2 separate regions of the Homo sapiens genome follow, and region 1 is linked to region 2. Evidence: read pairs that join two places in POLR2A ChIA-PET (ENCODE). Cell type or tissue: IMR-90. All regions are shown on one strand. Links, peaks and the distances in the headings refer to the core of each region. The heading gives the core; the rest is flanking DNA. Region 1 overlaps ARID1B (AT-rich interaction domain 1B). Region 2 overlaps ARID1B (AT-rich interaction domain 1B).

What was found. Peaks named below come from ENCODE experiments on the same cell type or tissue, not always from the same donor. Only the 100,000 strongest peaks of a DNase experiment are listed, where the experiment ranks them.
Region 1: POLR2A ChIA-PET joins it to region 2 with 17 read pairs; 9 of 35 experiments call an interaction of 5 or more read pairs at or near these places.

Annotation. Positions count from the first base shown.
Region 1 is chr6:156,902,224-156,918,326 of GRCh38, forward strand. The region is part of intron 3 of ARID1B (AT-rich interaction domain 1B); the gene reads left to right. Among named protein-coding and RNA genes, the nearest start is that of MIR4466, 130 kb to the left of the region's middle. RefSeq lists enhancers at 11,275-11,775, 15,232-15,291. In IMR-90, for the core only: no CTCF peak of the experiment used is centred there; no DNase peak of the experiment used is centred there.
Region 2 is chr6:156,830,699-156,846,801 of GRCh38, forward strand. All of the region lies in intron 2 of ARID1B (AT-rich interaction domain 1B), which reads left to right. Among named protein-coding and RNA genes, the nearest start is that of MIR4466, 59 kb to the left of the region's middle. RefSeq lists an enhancer at 1-125. In IMR-90, for the core only: no CTCF peak of the experiment used is centred there; a DNase peak (open chromatin) is centred at 9,083.

The DNA.
Region 1 (16,103 bases), core at 2,812-10,811, 70 kb after region 2:
AGTGACATGAAAAGAAGTAGTGAGTGAGGGACTCTTACTCTGAATCCAGATAAAATGTTCGTAGCACATCCAATCATAAACATCAAAATATAATTTTCCATTTTAATACTTCCTTCCTTCTCTTTTGTGTGGTGGAGGTGGCAAAGAGAAGGTGAACACATGTAGCATCGACTTTTTCCTCTTTAAAGGACTTCTTTTGTGGCTTGAATAGATCGTGGATATTAAGCAAAATAAATAAATTTACGGAGCTTAATTTTAATCAGTTTGGCTGGTTTCTTACATATTTTCTTGGGTTTGTTGGAGTCCCTTTCCGTATGACTTACTAGAGAATTCTAAAGAGAGTTTATGATTTGAAGCAAAACATGTTAAAACAACAGCTAGGATTCGAGACCCAGTACAATCTTGTTTTTACATACATGTATTTAAAAGCTTGAACCCGGGAGGCGGAGGTTGCAGTGAGCGGAGACCACATCACTGCACTCCAGCCTTGCAACAGAGTGAGACTCTGTCTCAAAAAAAAAAAAAAAAAAAAAAAAAAAGTAACATCTGTGGGGTTTGTAGCAGTAGGAATGTACATCATTTCATAGTTACCTGGTCAAGTCTTTTATTAAAGTGTATGAAAATTTTAAAACACTTTAATATAATTTCTTTTTAGATGAGCAAGGCTGGTATCTGGAGTTTTGATAAAGTTATAACCTTTTTCAAGGGGCTTTCAGAGCCTTATTGAACTTATCTGTAGACACAGAGTGTTTTGTCATGTCATCAAAATTTAAGGAGTCAATAGATAAATTATATTACTCATTTGACTGTAGTGTGCTGAAATGAATCTCTGATCATAAAACCGATTTGATTAATGATTCTAAATGCCTGTCATTTTCTTCAAGACCAAGCTCAAAATTTACTTCCTTTAAAAATTATTCACTGATGACTTCCAGCACATGGCAATTAGTTATTTAATATCTTTCATATTTAAATATTTAAAGCATACTACAAGTAAAATCTTATTTTAATGAATATTATTTTAATGTGCTTAGTTTCAGTCTATCTTATGCTTTGATTATTGCTATCATTTTATTGATTTGAATACAATAAATTATATGGTAAATACTCTATAACCATGACTTTTTAAAGTAATTGTAATAATTTTTGTATATTCTGAATAAAACCAAACATTGCTCAAAATACATTGGAAATTTTTTCTTGGGTTTGTACTCCCTAGCTATAAAATGTCTGAGTTATATTCATTGTGGGGCAGAGAGGTGAAAGTTGGAGACATTTGAGTGGCCTAATCAGATGGTCTGGTTTGACAGGAACAGTCCTGGATTTTAGGGAGTTGGATGGGAGATAGATTTGGAAAGTTTCTCAAAAAAGTGATAACTTGCATTATAGATATATTTAGCACCTCCAAAACCTAAGTAATCCCCCTAAATCTATCCTGAAACAAAGTAAAAATTACCATTAAAGTATTATCAAAATCAAGCTAAATCTTAATAACACTGAATTCATATACCTTTAAAAACTTAAGAAGCTCAACCATATTTAACCAGCTAGTATTTCATAACGACCAGAACATTTCTTTATGCAGTCTTTCCTTTTGTTTTCAAATGTGGTTTATGTAATCTCTTGCTTTTGTATAAGGCAGGCAGTTAGCAAGTATTAGTAGTACTTGGTGTCTTGTTAATGCGATTGATACAGATGGTATAATTTTAGGGTTCCATCAAGATACCTGACTTTGTGTCTTCAATATTTTTCATATGTTTAATGTTTTAACTAATCAATACATTTATTGGTTTGAAAAAATAAAAAGTACAAGGAAGGGATTCCGAGAAAAGTCTCTTCCCGTCTTAGTTCCCTCTGCCCATGTCACCACCCCCGTTCTTGACTGGATAACCATTTATAGTTTATTGTATGTTTTTCTAGAGTTTCTTTATATCAAGAAGCACAATACCATACTTTTATTTTTACCCTATTTTTACACAAATGATGGTGTATATAGTATATACTACATGCCTTCTTCCATATTTTTTTCCTCATCCCCTTCTTTTACTCACTTAAATATATTTTCTAGAGATCTTTCCAAAGGAGCACATACAGCAATCCCTCATTCATTTTTATAGCTTCATTACATTTTATGGACATACCATGATATATTTAACCAGTTCTTTTTGATGGACATTTAGATTAGTTCTGGTTATTTGAATTGAAACAATGATGCCATGCTAAACTTTGTGTATGTGTCATAAGTGGGCAGTAATATCTGCAGGATGAATTCTGGAAGCCACAGTGCTGGGCAAAGGGTGTGTGCATCTGCATTCCCAGTGGGTATTGCAGGTTGTAGCCAATTCACACTCCCATCTGCACGTGAGAGGACTCTTCCTACATATGTGCCAGTAGCATGGCTTTACAAAGCTTCTGGATTTTTGCCAATCTGGTACAGATTGAGCACCCTAAATCCCAATGTCTGAAATATGAAATGCTCCAAAATCTGAAACTTTCTGGATGCCAACATGACACCACAAGTGGAAAATTCCATATTTGACCTCATGTGATGGATCACAGTCAGAACACATGTAAAACATTGTTTCAGTCACACAAGTATTTTAAAACATTGTATAAAATTGCCTTCAGGCCATATATGTAAGGCACGTTTGAAACATAATGAATTTCATGTTTAGTCTTGGGTTCCATCTCTAAGATATCTCATTTGTGTATATGCAAATATGCCAAAATCTGAAATACTTCTTTTTCTAAGCATATAGTTTTAGTTTACATTTATCTTGTTATGAGTAATGTTGAGTGTTGTCTTGTGTATTTAAAGGCATTTGTGTTTCCTTTTTCCTGAACTATAAATTTATATATATTTTGAATTTTCTCTCTTCAGTTGTTGGTCTTTAAAAATTATTTTTAAAATCCTTTGTATATTAGGGAGACTGGGCCTTTGTCTGTAATATGAGTTATTAACTCCAGAGGACTGGAATCAATAGAATAGAATAATAGAATAGAATCAATTGTGCTCACATATGCACGCACACACACACACACACACACACACACACACAGATTTATTATAAGGAATTGGCTCATATGCTTATGGAGTTTTGCATTTCCGAAACCTGCAGTATGGGCTGGCAGGTGGTAAGCCGATGGTCTGATGAAGTCAAAGACAGCTTGCTGGAGAATTCCTTCTTGCTTAGGTGGGGCTGGTCTTTTGATTATAGTTAGGACTTCAAACTAAATGGATAAGGCCCACCCACATTATGGAAAACAATCTGTTATTCTCAGAGTCTCCGTTGAAATTGTTAATTCCATTTACAGTACCTTCCAAGATCACATGTAAAATCAACCATTGCAGCTACCTTTCCCTGATGCCACTAAAATCATTAACTGAATTTCCTTAGGTATATGGTGTTTGGGGTCATTTTGGGATTTCTGTTATTCTCCATTGGCTCTTCTATGAATGCATTAGTATTGTACTGTTTCTCTATTATCTTTTAGTATCTGATGGGGTAGTATATCCTCATTATCCTTCTTTTTCAGTTGTTGGTTTTCTTTTTCCTTTTGCTATTCGTATGTGCTTATTTTTTCCTATAAACTTTTTCTTTTTTTATCACGCTATTTTCTAAGAATTTTATCTTTTGTTATTGTTATAATGGGATCTTCTGTGAAACAGGGTACTTAGAAAAGAATAAAGATAAGACACACAGAAGCACTTTACTTGAATAGCTTTTTCCTTTTTGGAGCCCACTGACCAAAGATGAGAAATATCCCTGTAATAAAAAGATGTGTTTGTTTAGCTTAGGTGGCTGCAGGCCAGGGAGGATGCAGTCCTGAGGAGCCCCAGGAGCACTGTGGAAAGGGGGAGGTGGGGCTGTAGTAGGGTTGGGGTGTGTGTTAGATGACTCTTAAGAGGGAGTGGCATCATGAGGAGGGGTGGTCCTCAACTGGCTGCTCTCAAGAAGCTGGGGGTACTTTTGTGATTAGGTATTTTAATTTTTATCTAGGAGACAGGAGGATTGAAGTGGGGCAGGGTTGTCATTGGTAAAGAAGCACCAGCCACCTCATGCCTGTAATCCCAGCACTTTGGGAGGCCGAGGTGGGTGGATCACCTGAGGTCAGGAGTTCGAGACCAGCCTGACCAACATGGAGAAACCCTGTCTCTACTAAAAATACAAAATTAGCTGGGCGTGGAGGCGCGTCTGTAATCCCAGCTACTCGGGAGGCTGAGGCAGAAGAATCGCTTGAACCCGGGAGGCAGAGGTTGTGAGGAACTGAGATCGTGCCATTGCACTCTAGCCTGGGCAACAAGAGCGAAACTCCATCTCCAAAAAAAAAAAAAAAAAAAAAAAAAAAAAGCACCAGCCACTTAGAAAAAGAAGCGGGGATGTTTGTCATTTTTGTCATCAGCAAGTGGCCTTGGGCACCTGTTGTTTCGGGCACTGTTGCTGTGCTGTAGAAACCATGCAGTCCGCTGGCTCTTCTGCCTGGTTTTCCAATGCTTGCCTTTGCCCATTTCCACTCCACCATCCCTGCCTCTCCTGCATGGGATAGCTTTCCATCTCTCCATTTGTTGAGGTACTTTTCAGTTTCTTTTATAACATTCTTCAAAAAGAGCTGCTGTATTACTTTTGTTAGGATTATTCTTACATACCTTATTTTTTGTTGCTATTGTAAATGGTATCCTTTAAAAAATTACATTTTCTCATTGTTACTGGTGTATACAAATGTAACAGACTTTGTATATTAACTTTGTGTGTGTGTCCAGCCACCTTTTAAATTCTTGCTAATTCTGCTAATTCTAGTGATTTGTGAAGTCTCAGGTTTTTTAATTAAAATAATACTTTAAAAAATCACTGCCTTCCTGCTTTTTTGCCTTTCTGCAGACTGGCTCCCCTGTATGCATTCTTTGAAACGGCTGGCTGTTCCTGTGTTATCCCTGATTAAATGAAGGCTTCCAGCATTTTGTCATTTAATACAATGTTTCCCCTTTCTTTTCTTTCTTTTCTCTTTTCCCTTTCTTTTTGTAGCTGTCCACTGTTGGGCTAAGGAAGTTCCCTTCTTTTCTAGTTTGCGAAGAGATTTTTTCATGAGTGGATACTGAATTTTATCTTCCGTCTTTTTTGAATCTATTGAGATGATCACTTTGTATGTATTGAGATGATCACTTTGTTTTTACTTATAATCTGTTTTTGAGGTAAATTACCTTTTAAGTATCAAATGAAACTCACATTCTATAATAAACATAGCCTCATGATATATTGTCTTTTTTATTCATCACTGGATTCAGTTTACTAACATTTGTTTTAGGTTTCTTGAATCAGAAATTCATGAATTAGACTGAACTGTAATTATCCTTGTTAGGTTTTGGTATCTGTACTTTTCGAGCTTTGAAAATGAATTGGAGGCCAGGCGTGGTGGCTCATGCCTGTAATTCTATCACTTTGGGAGGGCAGATCACCTGAGATCAGGAGTTTGAGACCAGCCTGGTCAACATGGTGAAATCCCATCTCTACTAAAAATGCAAAAAAAAAAAAAAAATTAGCCAGGCATGTTGGCACACATCTGTTATCCCAGCTACTTGGGAGGCTGAGGCACGAGAATTGCTTGAACCTGGGAGGCAGAGGTTGTAGTGAGTCGAGGTCGCGCCACTGCACTGCAGCCTGGGCGACAGAGCAAGACTGTCTCAAAAAAAAAAAAAAAAAAAGAATTGAAGATGAGTCCCTTTTTTAATTTACTGAAAGAATTTGTGTTGTTATCTGTTCTCTGAATGTTTAGTAAAACTGTTTATAAAGCTATAAAGGGTTGTATAGCTCTTTATCTTTACCTTTTGTCTTACCCCTGATTTTTCAACTTTTTTAGTAGAGATGTTGAGGTCTTGCTCTACTGCCCAGGCTGGTCTCTAACTCTTGGCCTCAAGTGATCCTCCTACCTTGGCCTCCCAAAGTGCTGGGATTACAGGCATGAACTACTGTGCCCAGCCATTTAAAATTTTTGATTTCATTTCTTTTGTCAATATAGGCATATTCAAGTTAAAAATTTCTTCTTGTGTGAGTATTGCTATATATATATTCCTATGTATAGGAATTTGTCCATTTCATATAATTTTTCAACTTTATTAACATAAAGTTCGTAATAGCCTTTATTACTTTAATCTCTGTACCATCCAGAGTTAAGGCATTTTAATTCATAATGGTTTTTCTTCTTTTATTCTTGATAAAACCATTTCCAAAGTGACTTGGTCTTTATTGTCTGTATTGTGTGTCCTTGTAAACAAACTTAATGAAATTCTTCTCTCACCTTGATTACGTCTTGCTTTCTACTTTATTGATGTTTATTTTGCTGTTCTTCCCCCCCGCCCCCACTCAAGTGAATGCTTACTTTATTTGAACATTTTTTGTTTGATGAAGCTAAATATGAGACTAAAATTTTTTCTCTTAAGTACTGCTTTGGCTGAATCTTTCAACTTTTGATATGTATCATTTTTGTTCTCTTTTAGTTCTAAGAAATTTCTTGTTTTTCTAAATTGCTTATTTTTTTTTGAAGACATTTTTATTGAGGCCTGGGTTTGCATTCTGTTTCCTCAGAAGGATTGATTGGTCTTTGCTTTTGCCAGGTGCCTATGGGTACCAGTTATCTTGAACAATGTTTTGTGTTTGATTTTGTGAAAGTTTTATTACAAGAAGAATATACAGATACACAGAATGACATAATGAGCACTCCTATGCCCTCACGTAGTTTTAATATTACCAATATTTTCCCATGTCTGCTGCCCTGTCTCATCTTTTCCTCCTCTTCCGACTTTCTTCAAAGTATTTTAAGTCACAGATACATTTCTTCTCAAAATCATTCTGTATGTGTGTATAAAACGTAAGGGCACTTCTTTTTTTTTCTTTTTTCTTTCTCTTTTTTTTTTTTTTTTTTTTGAGACAGAGCCTCGCTCTGTCGCCCAGGCTGGAGTGCAGTGGTGCAATCTTGGCTCACTGCGGCATCTGCCTCCTGAATTCAAGCAATTCTCCTGCCTCAGCCCTGTGAGTAGCTGGGATTACAGGCGTGCACCTCCACACCTGGCTAATTTTTGTATTTTTAGTAGAAACGGGGTTTCACCATGTTGGCCAGGCTGGTCTTGAACTCCTGACCTTGTGATCCACCTGCCTCGGCCTCCCAGAGTGCTGGAATTACAGGCGTGAGTCACCGCATCCGGACAAGGGCGTTTCTTATATAACAGCAGCTCTGTTACCACATCTTATTAAATTAAATATAATTCCACTTGTCTACAAACCTAGCCATGTTCAGATAGCCCCAGTTGTCTTCAGAATACCCTTCTGTATCATTCGTTTCAAGCAAAATTTAAACAAGATTTATTACATTGATTTGGTTCTGAAGCCTTTTTATCTAGGACAGTTTCTCCTCCCCAAAATTTGTGCCTTGACCTCTTGAAAAACCTGGGTCAACTGTCCTGTGGAATGGCTTTATCTGCCAGTTTTCTCTTGATGTGGCTTAACTTGCTCATCTGTTTCCTGTACATTGCAAGTTAGATCCACAGGCTTGAAGATAAACATTTTATTTGCAGTCGTTGAAAATCATGTTCCCAACATCTTAGGCCTGCCCTTGTTCACAGGATGGGTCTGTGATCCTCCTTTTGAGCGAAGAGCCTCTAGGTGGTTCTAGCCCCCACCTTTCTTGTGACCATCAGCTACAGCTGAGGCTGAAGAGACATTGTGATGGACAGATAAAGCTTCCCTTTGTACCCTCTCCAAATTGCTCACTAACTACATTGGTGAGCACAACACATGCTGGTGACCCTAGGCCACTGAGTTTGGGGTGGTTGTTACCCGTCATTTCTGACTGACTTGGTCTGGATGCTTCATAGGCGATGCTGTGCGTTTATTGTATCAGATTGAGCGTAATGTTTGGTTGTCCCACAACAGTGAAGTTAAGATTAATTAGAGGGTTTAGGTGATGATGGTCTCTGGGGCTGTTCTAAATGAAGTATCTTCTTGAGGTTTTGTAGACCACACCATTAAGTGTTAATTTTGACCAGATACCCTGGTGATGGTTAGCTTGTGGTTGCTATTTCTTAAAGGAGCCACTTATTCCTGCTACCTCTGCATATCAAGTTCAAGACAGGTATTTCTCTTTTCTGTTTAGTGGGGTTGCAAGCTCTTAAATGATGGGTATAGCCCTTCTTGGTCCTTAATTTAACTGAGAGGTGTTGTCTTGTATTTTACTCCCTTTTGGCAGGCCCTGGACTTCCTCTCCTTTTCCCTGTTCTCGAATAGTTGTCAAAGGGAAAGTTAGAATCTATAGCAAAAGTTGGCTTCTATTGCTCTCTTGGTTTCTCTGTTCTCGGTCTGCTCTCTGGGTGTTCTTCATGTTACTCACATTTATGGCAAGTCTGGGATTCATTTAAAAAGGATTAGAAAACGCATTTTATCCAGTATTTTGGGTTTTTCAATCAATAGCTATTTAGAGCATCTAATCTGCCATACTGCTGGAACTGGTAGTTTCATGTTTTCTAGTTGTTCCTTTGGTATCCTTTATACAATTGGAAACCATACAAATATGTAATGTTTATGATAGATCATTTAGAACATACAGATAATACCTTCTCATTGTTTGAATCAAACTTTTCTAGTGTCTCCTTTATTCTTTTAAAATAAAGTTCTTAGGTAATATGAGCTCTCCCCACACAAAATTTTAAACAAAATTAGAATAAGGCACTAACTATATATGGAAAATGAAAAGAAAGAAGTATATAATAAAGTATTGTATGCTTAATTAAACAAATATTTAGGCATACTACTTTAGAAGACTTGTGAAATAGATGCTTGATGTATATGTGTGATCACTGTGAACTTGACAGCTACAAAATGAGATTGATATAGGAATGTTGCATTGGCAACTCAGATGTCTCCAGCAGGGTTGTCAGTGGTGATGTCATCTTTTGAAATGATGAGCAACTGTTGGCAAAGTTCTGAGCAAAACAAAGTATAATCTTCCCTCAATATACGTGATGGTTTTGTTTCTGGAAAATTTATTATGTCATAAGATGATTTTAAGAACACCTTGTTCTTCCTTGCAAAATGGAGTTGGGTTCTAGACTCAGCTAAATAATTAGTTTTTTTTTTTTTTTTTTTTTGCTTTGTTTTTAAATATACCCAAACTTTGGCACTTTTGAAAGTAGTGTCGGCTGTGGCATGGTGATCTTTTCCATCAGTCACTCTTACACATTGCAGGATAATCTAGCATTCCTACCCTATAGCCACTGTTTAAATGCATTTCTGTGTCCTTGTGACAACTAACTACTCCGTTGAAATTTTGTCACTACATGTGTTATATATGTCCTTAATTTTCCTGAAATTCATATGTAAAGTGAGTTCCCTATGTATAAAATTTCAAACATGAGTATGATTCCCTGAATGTAATGGAAAGAGGTAGGAAAGGACAGAAAGCTGCCTATAACACATTTGTGTTTCTCTTAAGTAAATGCTCAGGCACTTCTCCATTAGAAGGCTTGTGAGAGAGTCAGAGGCTTGTGCCTGGGTCTGTGGGAGCCATGGACTCCACAGGTGCAAACGAGGCTGCTACAGATGTGTGGGATGAACAGCTCAAAACCACGAGCAGGCATAGAATCCATGGGATCAATGACCACACAACAGTAATTATAGAAATGAAAGTATAGAAGACCACTTTAAATAACATGCTCACAGAGTTGTTAGAAAAGGTAAGTTACCCCAAAGTCTGGAAATGTTATAAATTTGTAAATAAAATACAAATACATAGTAAAAACTGGTAAGAAAGTAAAGATTTCTTTTCTTTTGCTTTATTTGTATTTTCTAAATTATCTACATAAACATGTAATGCATATATAATATTCTTAAATGTTGTGTAAAGGATTCCACGTTACCCATTATACAATGTAAGGAATTACCCATTCCGGTGGCAGACTAGGTGCTCTCAATGTCTCTATTGATCAAAATATCTAAAATGCTGGCTCAGTTCTTCAAACTAAATGAAACAGTGAATCAAACCTCTTTTTTTTTTTTTTTTTTGTTTAACTGTTTCTTATGCCCCTCCTGTCATCCCTTTCTTCCTTACCCAACTAAAATTCCAAGCCCATCATTATACTCGCCCTCACGCTCCTGCATGTACTCTTAAATACTCACCAGCCCCATCTTATTAAACCTATTTATGCAAGCCTGATGAAATCCACTTTTGTGCCCACTCCAGGTGAGTGGGATGGGGAAAGAGGGAGGGAAGACCCTGCTATTTATTTGAGTTGGTGACCACTGATGTTAGATCATCCTTGCCTTGTAGCTTTGCATTTCCCTAAGGCTATTTCAGATCTCCCTCTGTCTTCAAACCCAAAAGGCTTAAGCCCTGCCCCTCACTCTGAGCTAGTGAGGCTGCTTCCTGTTTCATTGAAGAAATCAACACAAGCAATCAGGAGAACTTAGAGGTACCAGCCAGCCTGTGTCTGCATATCATGTCTGCCTTCTGTGATGTACACACTCTGCCAGAAATCTCCTTGTTCCTCTGGAAGGCTGCTCTGTGCCCTTGGTCCACTCAAGTTCTTGGTTTTTCCCCACACCATCCATTTCTCTGTCCTTCCCATTGGCATTTAAACATGCCATCATTTCTCCCACCCCAAACAAAACAAAACAAAAACGCCTTTCTTGACCGAAACCACAAGCCTGTTTTTCTCTTTTCTTGTATTCCCCATTTGCTGGTATCCCTTGAATTTACTCTGTCTAGGCTTTTATTTCAACTATTCTATTGAAATGGCTCTTTTCATACTTTCTTTTTTTTTTTTTTCACTTGCTTTGTAAATTGAGAGGTAAAATTGTATGTATTTACTGTGTACAATGTGATGTTTTGAAGTATATATACTACATTGTAGAGTGAGTACATCTAGCTAATTAACATATACATTACCTCACATAGTTACCATTTTCGTGGTAGGAACGCTTTACATCCACTCAACATTTTTCTTTTTCTTTTTTTTTTTTTTTTTGAGACAGAGTATCGCCCTGTCACTCAGGCTGGAGTGCAGTGGCGCGATCTGGGCTCACTGCAACCTCTGCCTCCCGGGTTCAAGCAATTCTCCTGCCTCAGCCTCTTGAGTAGCTAGAACTACAGGCACGCGCCACCATGCCTGGCAAATTTTTTTATATTTTTAGTAGAGACAGGGTTTCACCATATTGGCCAGGCTGGTCTTGAACTCCTGACCTTGTGATCTGCCTGCCTCAGCCTCCCAAAGTTCTAGGATTACAGGCATGAGCCACCTCACCTGGCAACATTTTTCAAGAATACAATATATTATTAACTACAGTCACCATGTTGTACAACAGATCTCTTGAACTTATTCTTCCCATCTAACTGAAATTTTGTATCTTTGATCGACATCTTCCCAACTTCCAGCCCACCCCAGCCCGTGGTGCCCCCATCCCACTCTCTACTTTCCAACAACCAGCCCGCCCCAGCCCGTGAGCCACCATCCTACTATCCACTTCCCAACTCCCAGCCCATGCCAGCCCATGGTACCCCCATTCCACTCTCCACTCCCCAACAACCAGTCCATCCCAGCCCGTGAACCACCATCCCACTCTCCACTTCCCAACAACCAGCCAACCCCAGCCCATGAGCCACCATCCCACTCTTCACTTCCCAGCAACCAGCCCATCCCAGCCCCCGGTGATCCCATTCCACTCTCCACTCCCCAACGACCAGCCCATCCCAGCCCATGGTGCCCCCATTCTACTCTCCACTCCCCAACTCCCAGCCCTTCCCAGCCCGTGGTGCCCCCATTCCACTCTCTACTCCCGAACTGCCAGCCCCACCCCAGCCTGTGGTGCCCCCATTCCACTCTCCACTCCCCAACTCCCAGCCCATGGTGCCCCCTTTCCACTCTCCACTCCCGAACTGCCAGCGCCACCCCAGCCTGTGGTGCCCCCATTCCACTCTACTCCCCAGCTCCCAGCCCTTCCCAGCCCGTGGTGCCCCCATTCCACTCTCCACTTCTGAGATTACCTTTCCTAGAGGCCACATTTGAGTGAGATCATGCGGTATGAAACAGCTCTTTTCAAAGCCTCCAGTGTTCTGTTATTCAGCCTGATGGGTGATAGTCATTCCTTCCATCCTTCGCCTGTCATTAGGATTCCATGCAGCTGACGGTATCTTCCTCCTCGGAGCACCTGTCTTGCTTGGTTCCTGGGACGCCACCCTCTCCTGGCTCTCTTCCTACTTTGTGGCCGCTCCTTGCCTTTCCTTGCTAGATTTTCTTTATCTTTCTGGCCTCCAAATACTGGCCCATGACCAGGGCTCAGTGTTGGCCCCTCTTTTTTTGTGGCTCTACCCACCTTACCTGTATGATTTCTTTTACTTTCAAAGCTTTACGTATCTGGAGACTTGTGACTTTCATATGTACTTTTGCAACTTGGATCTGTCTTGTCCTTTCTACATCTATGTATGTCCAGCTCCTGCAGGTAATCACTAATTTGAATGCCCAACAGGCTTTGGAAAATCAACATATCCAAAGCGGGCCTCTGGCCACCCAGCCCTTTATCCACAAACCTGCCCTGTCTATATTTTCCCCCATCCCAACAATATGTATGTCAATCCATCCTTTCTGACCCTTTGAAATCTTTGGCTCTTCTCTATCAAGCCCACTTTTTTTTTCTTTTTTTCCAAATAATGTGTGTGGTTTCACCTTAAGAAAATAAGATTTATGAGTGGAAGGACTTTGTTTTGTCATTATGTCCCCAGCACCTAGGTCAATGCCTGCACAAAGTAGAAACTTAGTAAACATGGTGAAAATTGTTGATTTAATCATTCAAAAAATCTTTTTTATTTGCTGAAACATAGTAAAACATACTTTACAGTGTTGAAGAAGGTAAATGTTTACTGCTGGGTATTTAAATTTTGTGATTTCTTTTGGAATTGCAGATAGTGCTTTGTGGAATGCTTTTATAGCTGGTTCCTTTGTGCAGTATAGATGCATGTATGTGAGCAAACAGGCTTTCTTCTTTGATAGAATTGCTGGGCAAAAGAACAGGCACATTTTAGGCCAGGCGCAGTGGCTCATGCCTGTAATCCCAGCCCTTTGGGAAGCTGAGGTGGGTGGATCACCTGAGGTCAGAAGTTCGAGACCAGCCTGGCCAACATGGTGAAACCCTGTCTCTACTAAAAATATAAAAAATTAGACAGGTGTGGTCGCGCATGCCTGTAGTCTCAGCTACTCAGGAGGCTGAGGGAGGAGAATCGCTTGAACCCAGGAGGCAGAGGTCGCAGTGAGCTGAGATCGTGCCACTGCACTGCAGCCTCGGTGACAGAGCAAGACTCTGTCTCAAAAAAAATTAAAAAAAAAAAAAGCACATTTTAAAGATTTGGTTTTGGGCGGGCTCAGTGGCTCATGCCTGAAATCCCAGCACTTTGGGAGGCCCAGGCGGGCAGATCACTTGAGGCCAGGCGTTCAAGACTAGCCTGGCCAACATGGTGAAACCCTGTCTCTACTAAAAATACAAAAATTAGCTAGATGTGGTGGTGCATACCTGTAGTTGCAGCTACTTGGGAGGCTGAGGCAGGGGGATCACTTGAACCTGGGAGGCAGAGGTTGTAATGAGCCAAGATTGCACCACTGCACTCCAGTCTGGGTGGACACAGCAAGACTCCGTCTCAAAAAAAAAAAAGCCCCACCTCTTTTTTAACCAAATTCCTCTCTAGAAGGTTTTTTAACAAATTACGCGCCCCACCCCCCCAGCTCACTTTCCTACATTTTAATATATATTTTCCAGTGGTTCTTATTTTAAGTTTTATTTTTAGTGAGGATTTAACTGTTTTCTGAGCACCGACAGAATTAAAGAGCCCTCACAGAATTTGGAATTAGGATGGATCTAGGTGATGTGTTACAATGATGGAACAGATCGTGGAAATTCGATTGTATCAGGAAGAAGTACACAGTTGGACATTGGTAATTTTTTTTGATTTACTGCTGACACTGCGGCTCCATGAATTCCACAACTTCTTGTTGTTTACATTTTTGTTACCATTACCATTTCTTGTCTCTGCTGCTCTTTTTAGGGGGCAGAATTAGAACTGGAGTGAGTAGGTCTGGTTTATTCTTCCTGTTGTAGATAGAGGATAACTAGGACATCAGAGGTTCACACTGTGCGTTCATCAGACATCTTATTTACCCAACACTCGTCATTTCCTTCTTTTAAAAAGCATCTATTTTTATGGCCTTTAAAAAAAGCTATTTGAAGAAGTTGCTTCCATTTTAAAGTATTTTTACATCCTAGCTTACTTCCTCAGACTTCATTAACCGAGATTTAATACTTTTATATAGAAGGGGAAAGCTCCTTCAATGCTGTGGTTTAGTTTTTGTTTTGTTTTGCTCTAACGTTTCTGCTTGCCTTATGTTTCCCCGTTGTCAGGTCTCGATGCATCACATGCAGGTCTGCTTCCCGGTCCCCTCTTAGCAAGCTCTCATGACCTTTCTCTCTCCTCCTAGTACCTTTAGACTCAGAATCGTTTTCCTTTTACCTCTGACTCCTGTTCTGCTTCAGACTTACTCTCCTAAGATACTGGAAGAGACCTCCTTTCCTGTTAAGGCACACATTTCTCCAGGAACCTTCACCCATCGTCTCCTGGCAGATGTTGTGTGTTAAGTGTCAAGGCCAGTGTTCCAACAATCAGGTAACTCAAAGAGAGTTGCCTGGCCGCAGACAGGGGGCTGTCTGTCAGTACCCTTTCTTGTGACCGAGGTCTTCTGCTGGTCTGGAACAGTTGGCATCCTCGCACAACCCTGTCTGTTTTCATGGCTTTAAGGGACACTGTTGTGCCCTCATAGCCAGAAAAACCTTTTTCTTTTCTTAGAGAAGAGTTGTAGCAAGTAACCCTATTTAAGAAGTCACCATTTTTTTTTTAGAGAGTATGGATCTTTTTAAAAAACCTTAGTGTAAAGCAGCAACATAATTTCAAACTTGGCTTTTATACGTATAGTTTCTCTTCAAGTTGATATAGTTGTTTCGGATTCTTAAGAGAAATAATGGGTATTATGAAAGTGTACTTATTTACCTCAGGGTCTGTTGGACAAGCAAAACATAAACCATTTTATGAGCCCCTTTGGGCTTGGGACTGTTTTGCATGTGGGAATCTAGTGTTGAGTCAGACGTTGTTGCTGACCTAAAGGAGCCCCTAGTTGAACAGGAGGGTTGACGGTGCCGTGGGAGGGGTGTGTTTCAAGCTGTGATTCTAGTGTTGTGAGGCTTAGGAGAAGATGTTGATAAAAGTGTCTCAGAGGAAGTCTGGAAGAATGAGGAAGACTTTGCTGGTGAGAGAAGAAGTGATCCTGGGATAGGGCCAGTTCCTTGTTAGTGAAAATAGAGGGGATGCCCATTCCTGAGAGATACTGAAGTAGACAATGAGGTCAGTTAACAGTCAAGGTCATTTAGATGGAGCATATTAATTATGGTGGGAACTGGTGATTTATATTGCCTTTGCCTCAGTGATTAAAAATGAAATGAGGTTATTTATTGTTCAATATCATTTAAAACAGAAAATAGTACTAGTTTAGCAGTTAACTTCTAGCAGTAGATCACTTGGTAGTTGGACCAAGTGGAAATCTGAGTCTACTTTTATGAGAGTAGGTAGATGGGTGTTTAAATGATATTTTCTAAAATATCTTTCTTCAGACATCTTTTTGGTCAGCAATTTTTAAAAGAGATGCCGTGAACTGGAAGTACTTGGCACATGGGCAATCATTTGGAAAAGAACAAAATAGTACTGGAACATGGGGGTAAAATAGGTTTCAATTTTTTAACATAAAATATCCATCATAATCCACATAGTAAGCAAAATCTTTCAAAGGAGCTTAACTTAGAAAAAATACTTTTTTTAAAGCTAAAAACATAGTGAAATATATTTTTGATTTAAAGCTTGTAACAGCATGCCACTCAAGTCATTGAAGGAACACAGAAGTCACATTAGGGACAGAGGCTGTGATCCATTGTGGGGTAAACAGTTCCTTATATTGTTGTTATTTATATTATGCAAATCTGTTTCTTATATAGAAATAAGACCAAAATTTAATTTATAAGCCAATCCTG
Region 2 (16,103 bases), core at 4,440-12,439:
GGGAGGATCGCTTGAGCCCAGGAGTTTGAGTCCAGCCTAGGCAATGTATCGAGACCCTAAAAAAAAAAGAAATAAAATAAGTCTTTTATTTATAAAATAAGAAATAAAATGTTGTCTTTCCTCTTTATCTTTGCTCCCACTTGGATGATTTTGTTTATGTTAAGGCCATTATTGGGGAAGATAGAGGTAGCTCAGCCTTTGAATCCTAGTTGCAGATTGAACACCCTTTGCTGTTGTCAGAGACCTCACTTCTCAATTATTGAAGGTTACCCACTCCGAATTCTAGCAGTCAGTTGCATACTTAATTGTACTTTTAATTTTTTCCACATTATTCCTTTTTTTCCAGCAATATTTTGCTGCCTAGAGTAGAAATCTTTAGTTGTGGCTGCTAATTGTGAGAAGGAAATAATTTGTAAATGATGAAAAGTAAGGTGGAAGAGTTGCGATTTTCTCTCCTTCATTTTAGTTTTAGAGCAGCTTCACCATTAGTTGAGAGGAAGACAGCCCAGGCAGCTGGCTGCTCAAGTCCCCATCGCACTCTGTTGCTGATTTTATGTGGGAGCTAATAGTTGTGGATGGTGCTTTGGCCACAGGAAGAGAGCAGAGGTGGGAAGGTAGTAAGAAGTAGTGGGACCGGCAGAGAGAAGTGGATGCTCGCTGCTCTTGGGCTCCCCACTTTGCTTTTCAGCATGTTTCCCTGATGTGAGATTAAAAAGTCAGTTTCAAAAGATGCTGTTCACGGCAAGCAGCCGGATCTCCCTGGTCTCTGAAGGAGTTAAGTCTCACTAGAAGTTCTAGATGTTGGCTTAGTTTCCAGTCCCAAAGTGGGAGTCAAACAAATGGAGAGGGTGTGTGAAGAATGATTACCTAGGAAATGTTTTTAATTATTTTCTTTTCTAAATGTGTAAAGCTAAAAGTAGAGGACATACACAGATATATAGAGTAATCTCAATTTTCTTAGCTTCTTCCATTTATTTAATCCCTGTGACTCTTATACACTTTTTAAATCCAATGACTCTTAGATTTATTTGAAGGGACAAATTGATGTAGGTTGCCCATCAAGTATTTCAGCAAATTTTTAATTAAGATTTTAGATTGGATATTTTACTGCTAACCAAAAGAAATACCCAATTCTAATTAAGCACAGATCTTTCTGATAATGAAAGGAAAATAGTATATCTGGTAAGAAATTGAATATCCTGGCTGCAGAAGTGTGGAAACTTTCATAATGAGTTAATCAAAGTCATGGGTCTAAATAATCTGTATTGCCTTTTTACCTTTTCATTTAGTTAAATACAGCTTTGAAATATAGTATCTTGTTTTAAAATTTAAAAGGCTAAAAATAACAGAATGCACTTTTGAATGTGTATAACATTTTAAAGAAGACATACAGCTTTTATAATACCAAGGTCATGTGAACAGTTCTTAATTTTTGAAATGGAAAAAAATAGTGAAGATTTAGAGCAAAGGTTATTAGAGCATATACATTCATTTTGTTAGCTTGAGTCTGTGTTCTTTGGGGAGGAATTTTCAGTGAATTGCTTTGTTTCTGCATTTTGGATAATTATAAATTTGTTCACAAACAGGGTCCTGGCACTGTGATTGGCTGCTGGTCCCATCCATCTTCCCCTAGGATTAATGTAATTGGCTAAGCATTGTTGTAGTTGTGGCTAATAATGTTCTTCAGGGAAAAAGTTGAAAGATAATTATGACATTGAGTATTTATTGAGTGGACATCACCACCTAGGCATGACTTTGCTTTGGATGGCTTCCAGAACGTTCTGTGTTTGGTTTGTGAACCTCTAATGAGCTGAATCCAGTTCATTTAATATTGCTCGTATATTTCTGCACAGGATTAAAATGCAGGAATTCAAGTTTGTAAATTGAGTTGCCCACTTACCAGCTGAGTGGTAAGTTGTCTTTGGCTCAGGGGTCACAGTTTGATTCCTGGCTGGCGTTCTGCTCCTGTGATATGAATTTTAAATGAGTATTTTGTTAGAAAGAACTGCAGTGCTGATGTGAAATTTAACATGGAGAGGAGTATCACTGTTTATTTTTTGTCTCTGAGAGTCTGAAGGAACTGGCCACTGACTGTGTTTGATTTTAGTATTACCCTGGTGATCTTTGATTTGTATGGTGATAATTTTGTTTTTGAGATATACTCGTGACTGGATCTTTGAAGCATGACGTGATAATAGTACATCATTTTAGTCTTTATTAACTGGAACTAGATTTGTGGTCTTTCACTTGCCAGTTCTCCCACATCATCAGGCAAATACATGGCTAAACAGATTAGTTTTGCACGGTGCCCTAAAAACTAGTCTACTTGGGTTTTTGTTGAGTTCAGGGGGGAAATGAATTTTCTATGCCTCTGTGGAGAATATTCTGCCTCCAGGCTTCTGGAATTCAGACATGGGGTTGGTTAACAGAAGTACATTGGTTGATTTCATCTATTAGACAGCTACACAGAAGAGGCATAATTTTTAAGGTTACTAGAATCTGACTCTGAGTTTTTCAGATTAAAAAAAAAACAAACCTTAAAGACACCAAGATATTCTTTGCTGGATCAGGAATGCAGGTTTTGTTTCATTTTTCTTATCCTTCGTGATCATAAATGTACACCTAGGCCTTTACCAACTTGTTTTAAATAAGATTTTAATATAAAACGGCACCCAGGAGAAATAGCTTACAGAAGCTGAGTTATTTATTTGTGTCAAGCAGATTTCAATTATGTAGACTGAGATTTTTCCTGAGTTTTTTTTTGTAATTGGGTTGATATTTTAACTATTCTTGCAGGTGTTTGATAATATGATGCCTGTTGGAATTATAAAACAGGGCAAAAGGAAAAAAAGCAAAATGAGAGATTGAAGTTCATGAGTGCTTTTATGATGGGAAAACATGACTTTTTTAGTTTTTAAAGGCATACATGTATTGCGAAGAACTTTATAGCAGGAACATAGAATATGATCATTGTTTTGAAATAGAAAATGGCAAAATTAAATATAAACTAATTATTTTTGTTAAGGTGATTCATCTGAACTTATTACTTCATATTGAAGTAAAAACAATTCAAAACAGGTTTCCTTGAAGAGGGCTTGAAAAAGATTTGTATTCTAATTTTGCTGCATGTTTTTTGAGTAAAATATTTATTTCAGAACATAAGCATTTTATTTGGTACCCTCTTAACAGCCAAAACACTTCTTCCAATGCAAATGTTTATTTTGGCAGCAGATGTTTCTAAAAAGGAGACAAACATTACAATTGTTTGGCTAAAATAAATGTTTCCTTTGGGGTTATTAAGGCAGCCAGGCAATTTCTAGGGTTTCCACCTGTGTTAATTTATATTGTTGATCTATTCTGGAAAAAAATGTGTTTCTTTTAAATGTAATTAAAGCCACGTTTTGATATAGTTTGCATGAGAGCTCTGAAAAGTAAGGATGAATGGGGAGAGGAAGACTGGTTTAAGACTTAAAAATTCCAGAGTTTTTCATCATGAAATGTTTATTATGATTCAATCTTTGAATCCTAAATATGAATCCAATAGTCAGGGCTTAATTTTTGTTTTATTTAAAAAAGAGCCTAGACTTCCTATGTTTGCGACTGTGATGGTGTGTCCAGGATGAGAAAGGATAGATAACTTGACTAAGTATAATGGAGAGGAATGGGTGCCTGGTGCCTGTTTTACATTCAGACTCTTAATTTTTTGAGTCTCTATATTTACTTAAAGATGCCCATTCATATCTGTGTGCACATGTACGCTCCCACATGTGTGTAAAAAACAGAACATTCATGTGACAATGGCATTCTTGTGTAATGAAACGTGTATATGTATATTAATTTATATGTTAAACATATTTGTAGATATACATATATAAACACACAAATGAAATGAAGGTGAACATTTTGGCCAGTAAAATAATGAAATGCTATGAAATTTCACTATGTTGTTTACAGCATTTTCATACATTCGTGTTCTGTACTGAGACTTGGAGCCGAGCTGATTTGCTTGTACACCTGAAATGTTTGGAGGCCCTTCAGCAGATTGCAGATTTTTATAAATAATGGCCTTTCGTTGGCCACATTTTGTCATGGTTTCCTCAGTTGTTCTTCAGCAGTGAACATGAAGGTATTTAAGGTTTACCAGCAAAATACATTTATACCTCACATTTCTGCTTCCAAGTAGATAGCAGATGCTACTGGCTGTGATGCCAAAGCTCCCTGTAGATGGAGTTTTGTACTAAGAAAATATTTTTGGGCCGGGCGCGGTGGCTCACGCCTGTAATCCCAGCACTTGGGGAGGCTGAGGTGGGCGGACCACGAGGTCAGGAGATAGATAGAGACCATCCTGACTAACACAGTGAAACCTTGTCTCTACTAAAAAAATACAAAAAAATTAGCCGGCGTGGTGGCGGGCGCCTGTAGTCCCAGCTCCTCGGGAAGCTGAGGCAGGAGTATGGTGTGAACCCGGGAGGCGGAGCTTGCAGTGAGCCGAGATCTTGCCACTGCACTCCAGCCTGGGTGACAGAGGGAGACTCTGTCACAAAAAAAAAAAAAAAAAGAAAATATTTTTGAAAAGATTTGTAAATTCCTATAATACCTAACTGGTTTTGTGTACTTTTTATATTGTATTTGGGTTTAAACATATTTGAATTGTGACATTCTTGGAATGATATGTTAGAAGAGATCATATTTTAAGTTAAATAAAGATTTTTAAATCTTTAGCCTTTTTCCGAAAAGTGAGAGAAGATCAGATTTTACCTGAAAGTTTAATGAGAAAATGTGAGATGATTTCATTTTAATATGGAAAGCTGCTTTTATATTAGGATGTTTATATTGATACATTTATTTTTTATCTGTACATTTACATTATTCTCGATTTTCTAAGCTTATATACAGTATATAGCGCCTAGTACTCTGCTGGTAGTTTATACTGTTTTGTCATGTACACATGAGTTCCACTATGTATTTTACATATAGACTTTCAACCTAAAATATCTGTAAGGTTTTCTATTTTACTTTTGAGATGTAAATCTTAAATGTATGTTTTATTTTTATTTTTTAGAGACAAGGTCTTGCTCTGTTGCCCGGGCTGGAGTGCAGTGGCATGAACATGGCTCACTGCGGCCTTGACCTCCTGGGCTCAAACAATCCTCCCACCTCAGCCTCCCAAGCAGTTGGGACTACAGACATGTGCCACCATGCCCAGCTAATTTTTAAATTTTTTTGTAGAGACGTCTCACCATGTTGCCCAGGTTGGTCTCGAACAAGTGTGTGTTTTAGGTAGCACTGAATGAGTATATTTTAAATAAGTGTGATTTATTTGCTTTCACCAAAGAAACATTAAGCATGGTATTTATGTTAAAACGTTAATAATTCAAATAAAGGTAACAGTCGACGTCAGTAAAATGAACCAACCATATCCCTTCAGCGCTCCTTGGAAAACAAACACTGAACAACAACGGAAATCCCACAAGATAAATGGAAAGTTAAAGTGATTAAGTGACGTATCTTAGACAAGTGGTTCTCAAACTTTGCTGAATGTTAGAGTCTCCCGGGGCATTAAGAAAATCCCCCCACGGATGCCCAAGGATGCCCATATCAATGACACCTGACTGTGAAGGCCCTAATCTCCCGTGACTGCCCTGTGAGTCAGGGTATTAGAGGGAGGCTACGTGGGCAAGCGGGGGCAGCTCACACCTTCTGGAGACTTGGTAGTGATGCTGGTTCTTGGCCCACTCGGTGAATCAGAAACTCACCACTGACCCAAAGGAATGAAATGGGCCCAGAACCAGGAGCTGGGATGGTTGAGTCCTTGCCTGTTAAAGTCTAATCTGTGTGTGATACTGGGAAAATCTGGATCTCACTGTGCTCCTCTGCCAGATGAGGGGGTTGGACTATAAGACCTCTCAGCTTGGATTTCCCCTTTAAAGTAATATTAAGTGAATGTCTTTTCATTTCAGTATTAGATTTTTGTTTGTTTGTTTGACATGGGGTCCTGCTGTGTCACCCAGGATGGAGTGCAGTGGCACGATCACGGCTCACTGCAGCCTTGACCTCCTGGGCTCAGGTGATTCTCTCACCTCAGCCTCCTGAGTAGCTGGGACTACAGGTACATGCCACCACACCCAGCTAATTTTTAATATTTTTGTAGAGACAGGGTTTTGCCATGTAGCCCAGGCTGGTTTTGAACTTCAGGACTCAAGCGATCCACTTGCCTTGGCCTCCAAAGTGCTAGGATTACAGGCATGAGCCACCATACCCAGCCTCAGCATTAGATTTTAAAGTCTTGTTATTTCAGCAGTCTTGTGAAATGTATGGGTTGATGCTTGACAAATTGTATTAAGATAACTACTGACCCACATTCTTTTTAAAAGAGAAAGAGGTGTTTCTTTCTTCTTCAAAGATTAGCAAATTGTTGGTATCAGTCTAATAAATTATTTTCTAATTCTTAATTTTATTGTTTTTTAAATGAATGTATTCTCATGTAAGTCTTTGTTCTGCAAGAACCTGGTATGTGTTAGATGTGTAGAGTGCAGTCTGTCCTTTTTGATAAGTAGAAAATCTTAAGGTTGACATTCTTGGAATCACAAAAGGAAGCAAAGAGAGATCTAGCAATTACTCATTTTTAAGACATTGCTACTTTCTAAGTAGTTCTGAAAACAAGTATATATTGAACAACATTGGGACAGATTATATAAAGTGAAGTCCGGATGGAAACACGTTTCAAGATTTATGTTCTGTGCATTACCTTAACTCTTTAACTCTCATGAGGTAGGCTAGATGGCTTTGTTTTTGTATTTTAAAAAGGTTTTTTTTCTAAAGGTAAAAAGTTTTTCTTTTATGTTAATAGCCAGCCAATAGTTAAATTCTTAATGGCAAAAAATTCTTTATGGCAGTTTGATTATTTTTACATGTAATAAATTTATTAAAGCTATTTGCCCTTATTATAATTTTGAAAAGGAACTTTAAAAGTTAAATCTGTAGTTGTGAATGAAATTAAGAAAACTCTTAAGCTGAGAGGGTGCAGAGGAAGAAGATGGGTGGGAGCATGTGAGGCAAGTAGGGGATTATAAAGAAGCAGCAGCTTTATAATCTGGCTCTCCTCCGCAGAGCCAGAGAGCCTTGCTTAATCCAGGCTTCCTCAGGCCTCGAGAGCAACTCTGCAGTTGGACTCAAGTTTAGAAATGTTTGGGACGTCCTGGATTTGAGATCTGAATGTGGGTAGTGTGCGTGTATAACACAAACATCCCTTGCCTGCTTAAATAGCCCCAATCCAAAATTTTGGTCACTAGATAAACAGCAGGAGTTACCCAGCTTCCCAATTCTTATGGAGAAGTGTGTTTAATTTAGAAAGCAGACCATATTCCAAAGAATGAGCCAAATTCATCTCCCTTTATTGATATTGACTTGGTAAGAGCATGCTTATTTTATTTTATTTTATTTTTTTTAAATAACTACCAAGCAAACCAACCAGTAGAATTGGCTCTTCAGGGTTAGTCAAAGGCAAGGATCCAAGTCAAGATCTATAAAACACCAAACATTCAGAAACAAAGTCAGACTAATGTTAATAGCAAAAATACGCAGGTATTAGAATTAAAATGCAAAAACCTGTCATTGCTGAGGTAATTAAGTTTTACTTAATGGTCCTGAGACATGGTATAACCAGCCTCACTTGGATAGTTGTAGTAGCTAGTCCTCAAGAGAGCTGGAGACAAACGTCTTTTGGAAGAAAGCTTCAGTCTGAGATGCACCACAGAAAAGACAGCTGTGCAGGGATGGTTTTCCAGCCTGAGCTGCCAACGATAGCGAGAGCGTACCTGAAAGCAAGAGCTCTTAAAACGCTCTAAGTCACCGAAGCCTGTCGGTGGGAATGGGAGGATGGGGGAGGGATAGCATTAGGAGAAATACCTAATGTAAATGATGAGTTGATGGGTGCAGCAAACCAACATGGCACATGTATACCTATGTAACAAACCTGCATGTTGTACACAGGTACCCTAGAACTTAAAGTATAATAATAATAATAATAATAATAAACAAAAAAAACCGCTCTAAGTAAGGATTAGATGTTTCTTTATAATCAGTATCATAATCATTGTTTCCAAAGAGAACTGGGAAAAGGTAAAGCCCAGAATAATTATTGGCCTATGGGATCTGTGACCTCAGATACTCTCTTAAAAGGGTCAGCCAACAAGGAGGCTTCCCTTTTTTTCAATTAGTATATTACCTTGAGATTTCCAGTAGGATCTTCAGGCATCCCAATAGTCATTTTCCAGACATCTTAAGGATTTACATCTCTGGAGGTTCTCCTCAGTGTCCTGGGCTTCATGGAGAAATAGGGCCTGCCTTCTTTTCTTCCTACTTGTGGGTCCTGTGCCATTCGTTAGGGGTCATGGAGATGACAAGGTCTTACTCTTCAGTAATTGGCCAAAATTTGATGGTTAGTGTCTTAGTTTCTTTTCTGTTGCTGTAAAAAAAATCACAGACTGGGTAATTTATAAAGAAAGGAAATTTATTTCTTATAGTTCTGAAGGCTGAGAAGTTCAAAGGCATGGTGTTGGCCTCTGGTGAGGGCCTTTTGCTGCTTCACAACGTGGTGGAAGGCATCACAGGGTGAGAGGGTAGTAGCGTGCTGGCTCAGATCTCTCTTCCTCTTCTTATAAAGCCTTGAGTCCCATTGTAGGGAACCTCATTCTGATGACCTTATCTAATTAATTCCTGAAGTCCCTACCTCCAGTCAACATATGAATTTGGAGATTAAATTTTCAACACATGAAATTTAGGGGATACATTCAAATCACTGAGCAGTTGGGGAGAGGAGGAAAGACTAGAATCCCCTTCAGCTGCCAGGAAGAGCTAATCTCTTTCTCCCCTAGTGTCTCTGGCTGAGTTCTCACCCATTCTTCTTCCTCCTTGGCGTCAAAATAAAAGGATGGGAAGAGTGATAACTTAGTCACATCACTGGCCCTTAGTCTTCATGGCATCTGATGTATCACAGCACACTTCCAGGAATGGCGGTTAAGGGGTGCTTCACTGCACATACGCAGCAGGCCGTGAGAGTGATAAGCACACAGTGGAGAGTGAGACATGAGGCTCCAGGAGGGATTCCAGCTCTGACCAGGAAATCACCACTGCTGCTGAAAGCCACCAAGGTCTGGCAAGGAGCATCATGCAGTGTGCTTACTTCCAAATCAAACTCTGCTATGATCTAACAAAGAATTTAAGTCACGTGAATGCACGCAGGCTGCAAGAGAGGCTGCGAATTTGAGTTCGGATTTCTAAATTTCGGAGGCAGAACTTTGTGGTTGTTAACTCTTTGTAGGGAACACAGAATTGTTCTCGACAGTTCCAAAGTTTTTCTTGTGTAGAAATTTCCCTCTTCAGTGTCGCCTCCTGTAGTTTTCCTGTCTCAATACCTGGTAGCTTCTTCCTTCCCACCGTCTGGGCCACAACCCCTCCTCTGTTTCTCAGCCTTTAAATCTTTTTCTTGGCTTTTCTCAGCCTTTTTCATCTGTTCTGACCTTTGCGTTTCCTTTTCCTCCTGCTGGGAAGTCTTGCAGGGCTTGCTATCTGAGTTCCTTGAGACATTTCTCTGACTTAAGTAAAATTGCACACTCCCACTGCCTCCTGCCCTGTTCTGTTTTCTCCAGCTCTCTTATCCCCTCCTGAACCTCACTTGTCTGATCCTCCCGTTAGAACATATGGCCTAGGCCGGCAGGGACTGTTTTCCACGGGTGTGGACCCATCGTCTAGAGCCGTACATGGCATTTCACAAACATTTCCAAACTACTAATGAAGAAGTTGCCGAATCCTAGACTCTGGCCAGTGAAATCTGTCCAGCTTGATGCAAAAATGTCTGTGTGCTTTAGCCGTGTTATCTGCCACCCATGGTTCGCTCCGAGATTAGGCTCATTCTCCAAAGCTTTCATAGTTTTCACTAGAATCCCGGTGCCCAGGTGCTCTGAGAACAAAGCCTGCAGACAGCTATGGGGCTGTGTTTTTAATGCTGCTTTTAGATTCCTAAGGAAGTTTTGATGCCTGAGAGATTGTTCTAGCTGAGTGGTTTTCTGTCTTGCTGTCTTGCTGTGTCATGTCCGGGGTCTGTGTTTCTTCCTCTCTGATTCTAACCCCATTGAGTAAATTGGAGATGGCTGCTACTCTGCTCTAAGGCCCATTATGTCTCAGAATGATCCCTTGCACTGGGTGTAATACCTCAGTCTGGAGAAGGTTGAGTTGGATTTGGTGTACCTGTGATGGGAGCTAGGTTCTTCATCCCAACACCAGTCATTCAACAGTGCTTACTGAAGAAAGTCCCCAAGTAGTTAGGATGCCGTACATACAAAACAGATGTTTTTCTGTTAGGGATTTGCTGCTGGAGGGAAGAGAGTTCTACCACATGTGGTGGAAGAACAGGGCCTGGAAGATGGGCTTTGAGCCTCTGTAGTGAGAGCACAGTTCACATCCATGTTTGTGCTGGGATCACGGAAAGGGCTTTTGATGGCATTTTAGTTCTCTGTCGCTGATCATTTGGACCCAGACTTGATTTTCACAGTGCTTTATGGGGGCTGCTGCCATTATGCATACACTGCATCGTAGCCCATTTCCAAAGCAGAGGTCATGGCTACGGCTGGAATGAGAGTTGCACCTCGGAGTAGAGGAATGAAATTTAGGTTGAATTCTTAAAAATCATCCCTGTGTGCTTTATTCTAGTTGAGAATCTTTGATAGACATATAATTTTGATGATGATGATGACAGGAATCTAGTGCCTTCATGTAAACTGTCACCATCACAATTGTCTCCTCTCTGGACCCAATTTCTTATTTGTAAATATGAGAAGTTGCCTCTGGATGACAGTAACAATAACAGCAATCTCTGTGCCAGGTCTTATGCTAAGTACTTTTACATGGATGTTCTCCTTTAATCCCTGCCATGTTTCTATTTATCTCCATTTTATGAATAGTAATAGTAGCTCATGTTTATTGAGGGCTTACTCTGGGTCAGGCACTTACTTGTTTTGCTTGTTTTATATGGATTAACTCACCCAGTCCTCATAACAGCCTCTGAGACAGGCATTGTTATATAGTCATCCTCATTTTACAAATGAGGAGGCTAAGGGGAGGGGTTACTCAGGCTGTTCAAATTTACATGCCTACTAAGTGCTATAACAAGCATTTCAGTTCCTTAGCGCCTGAACTCTGGGCGCACGCTAGCACTGTTTTATGATTCTGGTAAAGCTGGAATCCTTGTAACTGACACTGGAGTTCCTTTGAGTTTTTAAATAATAAGACTGATTATAATTAAAGTAGCCTCATTTTGACATTGAATATTCGTTTCACGTAAAGTCTTTTGTGACCTTTAACAATTTGAAAATTGAATGTTACCTACTACGTCTATCACACTTAGAGGAATTTTTTTGAGGGGAAATTCACATAACATAAAATTAACCACTTAAAAATGTACAGTTCAATAATGTTTACTGCAGTAATAGTGTTGTACAACCACCTCCTCTGTCTAGTTCCAACATTTTCACCACCCCCAGATGAGACCCCTGGATTCATTACGTAGTTACTCTCTGTTGTCCCTCTTCCCCCCAGGCAACTGCTAACCTGCCTTCTACCGCTGGATTTACCTGTTTTTGATGCTTCATGTAAATAGAATGATATAATATGTGACCTTTTGTGTCTGGCTTTTTTCAGTTAGCATACTGTTTTCAAGGTTCATCTCTTGTGGCACGTTCCAGCACTTCATTCCTTTCTATGGCTTAATAATCTGTTGGATATATGCATCACATTTTGTTTATCCATTCATCCATTGATAGACATTTGGGTTGTTTCCACCTTTTAGCAATTGTAAATAGTGCTGTTATGAACATTTGTGTACAGGTATTTGTTTGAATACTTACTTTCAATTATTTTGAGTATATACCTAGGAGTAGAATTGCTGGATCATGTGGTAATTCTATATGTTAACTTTTTAAGGAAGTGCCAAACCATTTTCCATAGTGGCTGTACCATTTTACACTAGAAACAGGATTTTATCATTGGTCTGTTATTTACTGAGACTCTTAAGTGCCAGGGAATCTTGCCAAACCCTTTTCATATATCATTTCCTATAATTCTCGCCAAATCCATGAGGTAAGTAATACTACTCACTTTGCCAGTGGGGAAACAGAGGTTAGGTAGCTTGCCCAAGCTGATACAAACTCTAAGTAGAGAATTCTGCCTTTCTATTAGATAGTAGCCTTAAAGATCCTCCAGACCAGCCTTGCTGTGTGTGCAACACATTCCACTGGTGTTAGGCAAGGTCATTTTGGGTGGCACATAGACACAGCATTACATAACCTGGAGTTCTAGAGTAGGGTAGTTGTTCTCTCATTGGTGTTAGTACGCGGTAGCACCCTTCCAACACTTCATAGTGCCTCCCACCCCATTTCCTTTTTCTGAAGAACAGGCCTGTGTCTATACCTTGGGCAGCATCAATATCTGGTTAGAATGTAACCATTATTGTATTGTCTTCATGGTATTCATTTTTTCTGGTAATCTTCTGTTTATGACGAGTAGTATTATTTTATATATATGGTAGTATGCAAAGTTTTAAAATACAATTTTTAAATTAAAAAGTGTTTCACTGGAAAGAAAAACAGTTCATGCTGTAAGTTAAGCTTACTTACTTTGAGTTTAACTCAGCACATGTATTTTCAATGTCTACAGTTGTTCAGTCCTGTACTAGTCATGGGGAAATACCAAGACAGCCGTAACTGGGGCTTTGCTCCAGAGGACCACGGCAGGGACACTCTGCAAAGAGATATGCTGAGTAGTGCGCACAGGTAGGGATGTTTACCCTGGGGCTATGGTAACACCGAGGGGCACACCTGGGCTGGGATAAGGACAGGAATGTAGGGGGGGTGTTAGGCTGTATATGTGAATCCAGACTGATTCTAATAATAATATGTATTTACTAAATTTTAAAAATTGGTATTTTGCAGTTAGATAAATGCCATTATCTCATGTGTCCATTGCTATCCATAGCTATTGTTTTGGTCGAATAAATTGAGAGAATATTATTAAGGTCTTTGACAGTTTGCTCACTTAGTTGTCATCAGATGTTTACTGGTAGCCCTAAGTGGGTGAACTCAAAGTACATCATGGGAGCAGACACGTACCAGGTACTTGGATGCAGTGTGAGGAGTGCTGGGTCAAGATCTATGGACTATACTCTGGGAACACCTGAAGCTGCATGGGGTGGGGAATAGGTGCCCCTAGACCTGGATCTTGCTGTAGGAGTTTGCTGGGTCTGGGGAGAGAGGCATGTGTTCTTGGGGAGTAGGTAGAGTGTGCTTTTCAAGTTCAATTAGATTGTAAAGGGGTCTTTGTGAATTTTACAGAATTTTTCACATTTTCAGTTTACACATGGTTATGAGCATAGAATCAAGCTTTCTCCCCTTCTTGCTTCCAAATTTTCCTTTCATCTTTGTTCTGCTTTGGTGCTTCGATGGATCAGTTCAGAAAGCCACAGGGCTGCCGCTTACAGGCTGGCTGGATCTTGTTTGATTTTTTGTTTTGTTTTGTTTAAGAAGAGAAACTGTTTCTTCATACTTGGAGCAAGCGCTCAGGCTTCCAGAGTGAAGAAAATTCCTACTCTGTCTGTGTATCCAGAGAGGATGGAAGTGCAGTATGTCTCTAAACATTGTTTTGATAAGTAGACTTTTTAAAATTGGTATATGATTTCTATTAACCTTACTTTCTTCTGTATCAGAGTGCATCATGCAATTATAGCACCTCTATGGCAGTTAAGTTTATATATAAAGAATTAACATTTTGCTTTGCAGTCTACATTGCTGGTGACTTTTGCCTTTGGAAATAGGAACTTGCCAAAAATCTAAAGTAATGTTCAGGCAATATACTCAACACTCTGAGTGTTTGTTCTGGTGTGTTTAACCTGGTGAAGGATGATAGGGAAATAAGTAAAGAAGTGAAGTTTTGAATAAAAACTGACTGCCTTGCCCTGTATTTCCTTTTCCCTCTATCATCTTTCCATATTATAACTTTTGGTTAAATCAACTTTCAGTGTTTATGTTAATGTAACTATAAAATAACTGTCTGTAGTTGAGTCATGGACTGCAAGTATATTTCCTTACTGTACAACTTTCTGTTATCCAGGAGTTGATAACTGCCCATTATTTTACGTTTTAAGAAATGTATACATCACCAGTTTATCCTCAAGCTCTGATAGAACGGTGCACTTCCTCTCAAGATGGTGGAACCCATTAGTTACTTAGACTCTGAGTGAACAATTTTTCATGTTCATGGATGACCATCATCTTTTGAATAGCCTTCCCGTGTCTGGGGAGATGTCCACATGTAAAAAGCTCTGTCTCCGTAATTTAGGAGACATCTTCAGCCGGGGATGCATTCAGGTGGCTTAAGTTCTTTTAATTAGACCAGCCATACTGGACTTTTATTTGGAAGTAAGCACTTTGCATGTTGTTCTTTAAATTTTGTGTGGCTTTCAGCAGCAGTGGTGATCTCCTGGTCAGAGCTGGAATCCCTCCGGGAGCCACCTGCCGCATTCTGCATTCTGTACTTTATTACCCTCCTGGCCCGCTGCGCATTCGGAGTAAAGCATCCCTTAACTGCCATTCTTGAAATTACTTTGACCTCAAACCCTGTTTTCTGAATTCCATGTCTTGTCTTTATGTAATCCTCGTTTTAGTAGGGTTCATCCTGTAGTAGCTTTGTAGGAAGGGTGCAGGAGATGTGCGTGTCTCTGCTTGTCAGAAAGGTGGCCTTAATGGGTGGATTGGCTGAGTGTAGAATTCTAGATTGGATATAATTTTCCCTCAAAAACTGTTGTTCCCCCACTGTCCTCTGAGCTTCTAGCATGTCTGTTGAGAAGTCCAGGGCCCCTTCTTTGGTATGTCACTGATTGTTTTTCTCTCTGGAGACTTTAGAAACTTGATCTCCTTGATTTCTAAAATGTGGATGAACTTTGGAGTTGGTATTTTCCATCCATTTTGCTAGACTCATTCAGTATTAAACTTGGTGCTATTTTTTTCTTCGTTAGGGGAGGGTATTATTCCTTTGATAATTACCATATCTTTATTTCATTTGTTCTTACTATCTATGAACCTTATTAGTTGGGTGTTATAAGTCCTGGATTAATTCTTTAATTTTTGAAACTTTTTTTCTATCCTCCTTTCATCTGATTGCTTTTTTTGTTGTAGTTCCTGGCAGATGTTTGTTCTGTTTTTGTAGTTTCACTTTCCATGAACTTGTTTTGTTCACCAAATTTTTCTTTTTTATACCATCTTACTCTTATTTCGTGGCTACAATGGTTTATCTTGCCGACGACAATGTTGGGATTCTTTTTGAAGGGCTCCTCTGCAGTGTTCCTGGTCCATATTTCCTTTCAGCCCTTCACCTATACGGTCTTTCTGGTTGGAGGCTATTTTTTTTGTTTGTTTGTTTGTTTTTGAGACAGAGTCTCACTCTGTCACCCAGGCTGCAGTACAGTGGCACAATCTCCGCTCACTGCAACCTCCGCCTCCTGGGTTCAAGTGATTCTTCTGCCTCAGCCTCCTGAGTAGCTGGGACTACAGGTGTGCACCACCACACCTGGCTAATATTTTTTTTTTTTTTTGTATTTTTAGTGGAGACGGGGTTTCACCATGTTGGCCAGGCTGGTCTCAAACTCCTGACCTCGTGAACCACCCGCCTCGGCCTCCCAAAGTGCTGGGATTACAGGCTGAGCCACCGCGCCTGGCCAGAGGCCTTCTTGAGGTGTCTGGTGGTCCTTCGCTTTCTGCACATCTGTAACAGCCAGTTCTGAGAACCGATCGGCACGTTGTGTGTGTGGACGGGGCTGCGGTGGTGGGGAGAGGATTGGGCCATCTTGTTGGCAGACCCTAACATGCTGCTATCTCCCCCTCCCCAGTAACTAACTCATCGTTGACTCTCAGAGGAGAAGTCAGGGTGTCTGGAGAGCTGGAGGCTGACTGGGGGACGGGCCTGTTACGTGTTTTAACTGAGTCCCCGTTTTCCATGGACTCGCCTGCTGTGGCCCCTCCAGATGGCAAGTCCTCTTGACTTCCTACAGGACAGGT